Linked DNA regions of Homo sapiens: regions 2 and 3 are each linked to region 1. A link is a contact called in ENCODE Hi-C or POLR2A ChIA-PET data. All regions are on one chromosome and are shown on one strand. The core of a region is the stretch at or near the end of the contact, and the rest is flanking DNA. Distances in the headings are between cores, read along the strand shown. Region 1 holds the start of ZNF546 (zinc finger protein 546). Region 2 holds the start of SHKBP1 (SH3KBP1 binding protein 1). Region 3 holds the start of GMFG (glia maturation factor gamma).

Region 1 (2,763 bases), core at 264-2,763:
GAGACAGGGTTTCACCACGTTGGTCAGGCTGGTCTCAAACTCCTGACCTCACGATCCGCCCACCTCGGCCTCCCAAAGTGCTGGGATTATAGGCATAAGCCACCGTGCCCAGCCTTATATTGACACATTTTTAAGGGATTTGGGGGGGGGCAGGGGTTCTTTGCAACAATGTAAACATCCAGTCCCTCATCAAACTTTCAATTTTTTTTCACGTACTAATTTATATCAGTTTGGAATTATGATTCCCTCTGTTATTTAATGGGTTTTAATCTATAACTAGCATTATTTATTTTGATGCTCAAACCATGTCAAGTTTGGTCAGTGGAAGTCCCTTCAATCTGGTTTCCATGTCCTTTGAACACGTCCCCACCATTCTTTGAGCACTGCCTTACTTTCAAGCACAAGATGTTCCAAGTTCATTCTGAACTTTCCCTTCCCCAGCTCTGGAATCTGCCATTTCTCCATGGAGCCTTGCTCCTTTCAGTGGAGCATGGTATTTAGGAACCAAGGGCTGACTGCCTAATGTGCTTTCCAAGTATAATTTCCTCAGTCCAAGCTTTTCAAATTGATCTGCCAAAGACCCATTGCCAAAGATCCATTGCCAGAATATAAGAGTGGAAGGAAATTCTTAATATTTTTTGAAAGTTACTATTATTTTCATTTTTCTCTTTGTAAAAAATTCATTTAATTCAATATAAAAAGACAAAAATCTTTGGCACATAAATCGCAACTCTCTGATGCAAATGTTTAAATAAAGCTGATACTCCAAGAAGACGCAACATATTCTCTTTATCCCACAGACATATAGGCCTATGGTTGCAAACTTTTATACACACACAGAGTCACAATTCCACTGGCACCCGTGATGTTCCACATCCAGATTTTCCAAATCACACATTCTCATCTTCACATAGCCTTGCCGGCAACCACACGGCATAGTACCACATTGTTACGTCAAGCACAGCCAGTCTACCACAGAGCCTGTCGTCCCATTGACCAAAGTCACAAAAATCACAGCCCCGGGTATTTACTGTGGTTTTCTCCAGTCAGATCCCTTCACTCACTACACACTGACTCACACTCAAATTACACACACGCGGAAACACAACCCGCCAGAGCCAGAGAGGTTCCGTCGGTCCCGCAACCCTCACAGTGCCACACACACGCGCTCACAAGGCAAATACAAATGGCCAGGCACTCATTCTTTACAATACACATATTAAGCGCCTATTATGTACTACACGCCGGGACTACCTCAAGAGGTGAAACAAACAAAATCCTGCCTGGCGGAGCTATCGCCCAGTCCCGCACGCACTCGGCCTCAGGGTCACACTCGGCGGTCCCACGCTCAAGTGGCCCGGCCAGTGGCCCAGAGGCGTCTGTTCTCCTCCTCAGCTTCCTGCGTGGGTTCCTGGTAAGTGAGTCGAACCCGCCGGATGCGCGCGCGCCTGCGCCTCCGCCCAAAAGGATCAGTTTCCGGCTGTGGACTACATTTCCCAGAAGCCCCTTGGGCAGTGTTGCCTGGACCCCAAGGGCCCTTTACATTGCGTTCTTAACGGTTCAGTCACCTTAACCGTTATTATTCACTTGCGGGCGAGAAGTCCGAGCTAGGTGAGGCGGAACGGGACTCTTACGAGTAGGACTGGGGATAGAACTGCCGCCCAAAGTGAGGCGCTCCAGGGCCCAGACCTGGCGTGTCGTGCCCGCAGGGAGCCTCAGGCCTGTGCGTGCTTGGGGAGCGGAGAAGGGAAATTGTGTGACAAAATGTGGCAGACGGTGTATGTGTGTGTGTGCGCGCGACGGGGCGCCTGTCAGGACCGGGTTGGGCGGGTGTGGGTGCGGGTGTGAGGCTGAGACAGGTGCCTGGCTCTCTGGTGTGTGTCACTGACCCTCTACCCTCCTCACGGCCTCGGTGTTTGCACACAGCAGTGTCCCCAAGAGGGAAGTCAAATATCGAGCTCTGGGATGAAGGTTCCCAGCAAGAAGGTACAGACCTGGGTTGGCGATTGGACTTTTGAATTAGAAGTGTCCCTAAAACAGACTCCTGGGACGACAGGTTGGAAGACTGCGCAGTTGGAGCCGCTGTGTGGGCAGCTGCATGTTTCAGAACCACTGCATTCCCATACCTTTGATCTAGAAACCTGGTGTGAGTTCAGAGACAGATCCCAGCCTCACTCTCACACAGCTGTTATGTGCGTGAGGTCAGCACAGATGTGGCGCTGGAGGGGATATTCTAGGTCGGTCTGTGCTCTTAAGAAAGGCCTGCTGTCTCATGATTATTTTTCTTCCCCCATTCTGCTATTCATCAAAACAGGGATCCTGAAAAGGAGGGAACAATTGTTGTAGCAGGTCTAAAAGTTCAGGTCCAGGTAAGTTTATATTTCCTTTTTATTCATAAAATGGAAATCACACATTCTAATCCTCACACAGCCTTGCCTGCACCCAGTCATACGGCGTGGTACCACACTGCTATGTCAAGCACAGCCACAATCTACCACAGAGCCTGTCACCTCATTGCTCACAGTCACAAAAATCACATCCCCAGGTACTTTCTGTAGCTTTCATTTGCATTTTTCCCTTTGAAGAAGTTCATTTGATTCAATCTAAAAAGACTAAATTATTTGTCACATAAATTGCAACTCTCTGGTCTATATCTTTAAGTAAATCTTTAAATAAATGCATAAAATGTTTTTGTTTTTAGGAAATGGAAACATTGCTTTGCTTTTCCTGAATTGTCCAGTGACCTATCCCAGGCCTTCCTTT
Region 2 (2,941 bases), core at 235-2,734, 580 kb after region 1:
TGTGCCCTGTTTCTTCCCCCAGGAGGAGATGAACGGCTGGCTGGAGGCTGTAGCTTCCTCGGTGGCGGAACACGCAGAGATCGCCCGCTGGGGCCAGACACTACCCACTACTTCATCCACAGATGAGGGCAACCCTAAGAGGGAAGGCGGAGATCGCAGGGCCAGCGGGCGCAGGAAGTGACTTCCCACCCCCAGGACCTGACACATCTCGTCTCCCCTCTTTTCCGCACTGTGGGCACAAAGACACTTTTTCTTCCGCAGGGGCGGGAGCCCCTAGTTCCAACACTGAGGACGCGTGACATGGTGGGCACCGGAAAGGAGGGGACTTCTCCTGCACCCCAAGAAGTGGTGGGGAGATTGCTGCCCCTATAGCCATATCTCGGCCCCTTCCCACTCACCACCCCCACCCCAGGTGCTGGGGGTCCCTTATTTTTATGCAATAACTGAGCTTGATGGGGGTGGGCAGGGGGCCAGTTGAGCCAAGCCCCCAGCCCCGATCTGCAGATCCTGCCCCAAGAAGCTGGGGTGGTGGGGGCAGTAATTCCTGCCCCCCTCTCTGCCCTAGGGATGGGCACGGGGGCGCTGGTGAGGTCCCCTGGACCATCCAGGGTGCTAGGGGGCAGGGAGGGGACACCCCCTCCCCGCCTTTACCTCACTTCCAATGCTGCCTTGATCTCTGTCTGGGAGGGGGGAGTGAAGGGGCCCTAGCCCCCTGCACTCCGCCGCCTCAGAGCCATGCGGTTAATTCCTGACTTAGTTTATTTTTGCAAAACGTCGATCTCCTCCTCCCCCGCCCCGCATCCGCGAAGGCTTTTAATGGGAGGGGCGTCAAAGCTCAAAACTGTTTTCCTCTCTCCTCCCCCCTCCAGTTGTAAATGCCACTTCATGAGGGGAGGGGCGAGGGGAAGCCCACCCCTGCATGCTTCTGGCTGGAGCACCTCCCTGGGGAGTCGGGGGATTGGGTTGTGGGCAGTCCCCATGGCCGCCTGGAGAAGCCGCTGGGGCCCGGGGGTGTGGGGCGGTGTGGCGGGCGCACACTGTATGTACCTATAATAAACCCTTTGGCTTTGACGGTCTATGGTCCTTTGTTTGGGTTTTCTGGGCTGCGCCCGGGAGGATTGAAAGGAGGGCTGTGGTGGCTGTAGGGGTGGGTGCGGGGTGGGGAGAGGGGCACGGGGGTACCGTGGCTGCGGAGAACATCCAGATGTACCCTTTTATGTGGACTTAATTTCGGGGTCTAAACACACGCCCCTTGACGAGAACCTAGAGGGATGGAGAATATTTCGTTATGCTTCGTAATAAACTTCCCCAAAGGAGACTCCGGGTCCGCCCCGTCAAGTTCAGGAAAGGCGGACCCCTTTAAGGAGGCGGAAAAGTTAACCGCGATGGGCAGGCGCTCTGTCCAATCGCTAGTGACTCCTGGAGTCTCTGGCCCAATGAGCAGCCTATGGAGGCGGGGTCCGGGTGCACACCCGGAAGTGGGTGCGGGCCAGCCGGCTCGCCCGGGGGCCATGGCAGCAGCGGCTACTGCAGCCGAGGGGGTCCCCAGTCGGGGGCCTCCCGGGGAAGTCATTCATCTGAATGTGGGAGGCAAGAGGTGAGTGTGGGAGACTCCTGAGGTCCCATCCTCGGGGGCGGGAAGCGGGGTGGGAGTATCCGCCTCTCCTGGGGGAATCCCTGTCCATCAAGGGTTGCTCCGCCCCCCCCCCCTTTGGAGGCGCGAGATTCTGGAAAAACGCCGGGGGAGGGGGAAGGGGAGGGAACCCTGGATCCTGCGGGAGGGGGACGCATTCCTCACCCGCTCCTCTTCATCTCTTGCGTCCGTTTACCTTCCCCGCCCAGATTCAGTACCTCTCGCCAGACTCTCACCTGGATCCCAGACTCCTTCTTCTCCAGGTGATCGGGAGAGCGAGTTTGGGGCGAGGGTAGGAGGGATGGAGAGGGCGTGGGAGACCTAATATCCACTCCCCCGGCCCGTGACGCCTGCTCGGTGTCCCTTCCCTGCAGTCTTCTGAGCGGACGCATCTCGACGCTGAAAGATGAGACCGGAGCAGTGAGTCGGACAAGAACTGAAATGGGATGGGGGGGAGGGGTTGGTAGGAAGAGGGGCAGGACCCCACTCAGTCCTGCCTTTTACCCCATCCATCCTCTGCCCCCCTTTCCCGCAGATCTTCATCGACAGGGACCCTACAGTCTTCGCCCCCATCCTCAACTTCCTGCGCACCAAAGAGTTGGATCCCAGGTTGGCATGGAAAAAGGGGAGGGAGTCCCTCACTGTCTTCAGTCCCTGAGGAGTTCTTTCACCTCCTCTGAATGTCCACGTGAGCTCCATTCTATTAGAATTCTCATTCAGAACCTTGATCACAGGCCGGGCGCGCCGGGATTGCTCACGCCTGTAATCCCAACACTTTGGGAGGCCGAGGTGGGAGGATCACTTGAGCCCAGGATTTGGAGACTAGCCTGGGCAACATAGCGAGACCCCTTCTCTAAAAAAGCAAACAGGCAAAACTTCATGAGAATCTTGATCATGTTAAAATTTTATGTCCTTCGATTTCTCCCTACACACACACACACACACACACACACACACACACACACACACACTCAACATTTCCTCCACCCATATCATCACTCCTTAGCATCTTTATTCCATCAAAACTTTCTACCCCTTGACATTCTCTGTGCAGTTTTGAAAATTACCCTCTCAGCATTCTCTGTTCACCCCCACACCTAGACCCTGACCTCTAGTCAATTCTACTACCCAGGGGTGTCCACGGTTCCAGCCTCCTCCATGAAGCCCAGTTCTATGGGCTCACTCCTCTGGGTAAGTGGGAGCCCCCAGCTATCATCCTCATTGTATAGAAAACCAACTCTGTGATGCTACCTGCCCCTCTTCCCCTTCTCTCCTGAAAGAGGGCTGGGGTAGAGGTGGGAGGACTGG
Region 3 (2,880 bases), core at 346-2,845, 660 kb before region 1:
AGTAGAGTTAGGGTGTTACCATGTTGCCCAGGCTGGTCTTAAACTCCTGGGCTCAAGTGATCCTCCTGCCTCAGCCTCCCAAAGCGCTGGGATTACAGGCATGAGCCACCATGCCTGGCTAGCTTTTTAACTTATATGGAAACTCTTTCATTTAAATGCCAATAAAGCATTATTATCATCATTATTAAGATCATCATCACCTTATTGAGCACATACTAAGTGCCAGGCCTTGTTCTAAACCCATTACAAGAATTAAATCACTGGATGTAAAAACAAGCCTATGAGATAAGTACTATTCTCCCCATTTCACAGATGAGGAAATAGAGACACAAACAGGCAAAGTCTCTTGCTGGGGGTCATGAGTGAGCTAGAACTTGATCTCCAGGGTTTTTTGTTTTTTTGTTTTTTGTTTTTGTTTTTGAGACAGAGTCTTGCTCTGTGGTTCAGACTGAAGTGTAGTGGCACAATCTCGGCTCACTACAGCCTCCATCTCCCGGGTTCCAGCGATTCTCCTGCCTCGGCCTCCCAAGTAGCTGTGATTACAGGTGCCCACCACCATGCCTAGCTAACTTTTTATATTTTTAGTACAGATGGGGTTTCACCATGTTTGCCAGGCTGGTCTTGAACTCCCAACCTCAGGTGATCCACCTGCCTCGGCCTCCCAAAGTGCTGGGATTACAGGCATGAGCCACTGTGCTCGGCCAATCTCCAGGTCTTTCTACCCCCATGCCAGGCTCTTCATATCAGTTCCAACCACTTGGTTCTCCCAGTCTCACCCTGTACCTCCCAGTCCCAATCACCCCAGCCCATCACCTGAAATTCTTCCTCCAGCACCACCATCTGCCGGTCTTTGTCCACCTTCACTGGGGAGGGGTGGCACACAGGGATTAGACACTCCCCCTGATCCATGGGGGACACAAGCCCAGCCCTCCCTATCTGCCCTCACCACCGCCCTCCCATCCTTCTGTGGGGGAAGATGTCACTCACTTATGATGGCTGCATTGTCTGTCTCTTTTCGGAAGCGGAATTTCCTCAGCTTTTCTGTTAGCTCTGGGTCTACCTCGCACACCACCAGGGAGTCAGACTGCCGGAGGGACCCAGGAAGAGCTGAAATGGCCTGGCCTCAGCCCTCACCCCTTCCCCAAACCTGTTTCTCCATCCACTAATGAAGAGGAGCATCGCGCCGGCCCATCTGATGCCTTTGTGAACATTGAGAAAAGGCACCCTTCCCACAGAGTAGATACCCCTCACCAGGGCACTCAGCTTGGGGGGCGGAGCAGAGGCTGGGTTCCCGCCTTCTCCACGGGGACTCTTGGGGGACACTCAAGGAGGTGCAGAGATCCACTTCCTGAGCCTAAACCCAGAGCCACTGTCTCTCTGTTCTTCCAGCCGGGCTGTTCACCACAGTTGGGCCCCCTTCCCGGCCCGTGACCTCCATCCCATAGCCTGACCTTCGCCCAGGTGTCCTCCAAGCCCCAGCCCCAACCCCAGCCCCAGCTCTTCCCATAGAACCCCTGGCCCCTGACCATGATTGTTCTGTCCACAGGCCTCTTCTTTTCTTAGTTCCGCTGTCTTCTAGGCGTGGGGACCGGGGCTGTAGGGGGGCGGGCTGTGCAGTAGGAGGAAGGTTTCATCCAACACCACATCCTGTTTATGCCCTTTCTGGGACAACTGTCACAGAGGGCTCCTCCCCCTCCTTCCTTCCCCTCATCTGCCAGGACCTGTCAGGAAATCGCTCAGACCAGGGTTCCAAAGCTTCCTTGCTGTGTGACCCTAGCTAAGTAACTTCACCCCTCTGATTTGAGATTGTGGTGAGGATATAAATAGCTTCACATCGGCCGGGCATGGTGGCTCACACCTGTAATGCCAGCACTTTGGGAGGCCGAGGCGGGCGGATCACCTGAGGTCAGGAGTTGGAGACCAGCCTGACCAACATGGCAAAACCCCATCTCTACTAAAAATACAAAATATTAGCCTGGCATGGTGGTGCACGCCTGTGATCCCAGCTACTCGGGAGTCTGAGGCACAAGAATTGCTTGAATCCGAGCAGCAGAGGTTGCAGTGAGCCAAGATCACATCATTGCACTCTATCCCAGGCAATAAAAATACAAATAAATAAAAATAAATAAATAAATAGCTTCACATAGCTGCCAGCATGGCAGACACAATAGGTACTAAAAACGAACTATTTTGCTCCTCCCCTCCTCCAGGTGGCCTTCCTAGATTTACCCCCATCTGGGATATTTGAATTGCAGGGCTGGAAAAGGGGAGTTTAGTCTTTTGCTGGTCAGACTGACGCCCATTATGTCAATGGCAAAATGGGGACCAGAGGGGCAACCCCACAGTGCCTGGGTAATGGTGACTTTTTTCCTGCACTTTTCCAACCTCACTAGCCTTGCAATGACCTATGAGGCCCTACAACAAGGGAGTTCAATCCCGTCAGACCGGTACCCAATTTTTTTTTTTTGAGACAGGGTCTCACTCTGTCGCCCAGGCTGGAGTGCAGTGGTGCGATCTCAGCTCACTGCAACCTCCGCCTCCCAGGTTCAAGCCATTCTCCGGCCTCAGCCTCCCAAGTAGCTGGGACTACAGGCACGTGCCACTACGCCCGGCTAATTTTTGTATTTTTAGTAGAGATGGGGTTTCACCATGTTGGCCATGTTGGTCTCGAACTCCTGACCTCAAATGATCCACCTGCCTCAGCCTCCGAAAGTGCTGGGATTCCAGGTGTGAGCCACTGTGAGCCACCATGCCCGGCTATTTTTTTTATTGAGTATTTTTGCACTGCCCCCTTTTCCCATCCCGAAATAAAATTCCTAGATAATATAACCTACTTACACACATAAATTCAAAAAAAAATCAATATAATGTCCTGACTGT

The links. A loop is a pair of places that touch in the nucleus more often than their neighbours do. ChIA-PET counts read pairs that join two places held with the same protein, here RNA polymerase II (POLR2A). Pooled maps may share reads with other maps.
Region 2: a loop to region 1 is called in a pooled map, with 4 times the contacts of the local background. The contact joins the promoter of SHKBP1 here to the promoter of ZNF546 in region 1. A Hi-C loop is called at or near these places in 1 of 37 single-sample maps with no recorded cell type and 6 of 50 pooled maps. POLR2A ChIA-PET finds 5 or more read pairs at or near these places in 1 of 52 experiments (A673).
Region 3: a loop to region 1 is called in a pooled map, with 5 times the contacts of the local background. The contact joins the promoter of GMFG here to the promoter of ZNF546 in region 1. A Hi-C loop is called at or near these places in 7 of 50 pooled maps. POLR2A ChIA-PET finds 5 or more read pairs at or near these places in 2 of 52 experiments (CD4-positive, alpha-beta T cell and HEK293).

The regions. Positions count from the first base shown.
Region 1 is chr19:39,995,547-39,998,309 of GRCh38, forward strand. It overlaps ZNF546 (zinc finger protein 546), which reads left to right and starts at 1,514. Exons shown (of 7, transcript NM_178544.5): 1 at 1,514-1,611; 2 at 2,315-2,369; 3 at 2,702-2,763. RefSeq lists enhancers at 662-1,163, 1,149-1,328, 1,164-1,663, 1,336-1,630 and a silencer at 2,449-2,548.
Region 2 is chr19:40,575,389-40,578,329 of GRCh38, forward strand. SHKBP1 (SH3KBP1 binding protein 1) reads left to right here and starts at 1,485. Exons shown (of 18, transcript NM_138392.4): 1 at 1,485-1,597; 2 at 1,843-1,896; 3 at 2,008-2,053; 4 at 2,169-2,242; 5 at 2,766-2,824. The coding sequence starts at 1,512. SPTBN4 (spectrin beta, non-erythrocytic 4) reads left to right here. Exons shown (of 36, transcript NM_020971.3): 36 at 23-1,076. The coding sequence ends at 181. RefSeq lists silencers at 874-963, 1,314-1,493, 1,514-1,583.
Region 3 is chr19:39,334,448-39,337,327 of GRCh38, forward strand. It overlaps GMFG (glia maturation factor gamma), which reads right to left and starts at 1,596. Exons shown (of 7, transcript NM_004877.4): 1 at 1,527-1,596; 2 at 988-1,084; 3 at 814-863. The coding sequence starts at 1,529.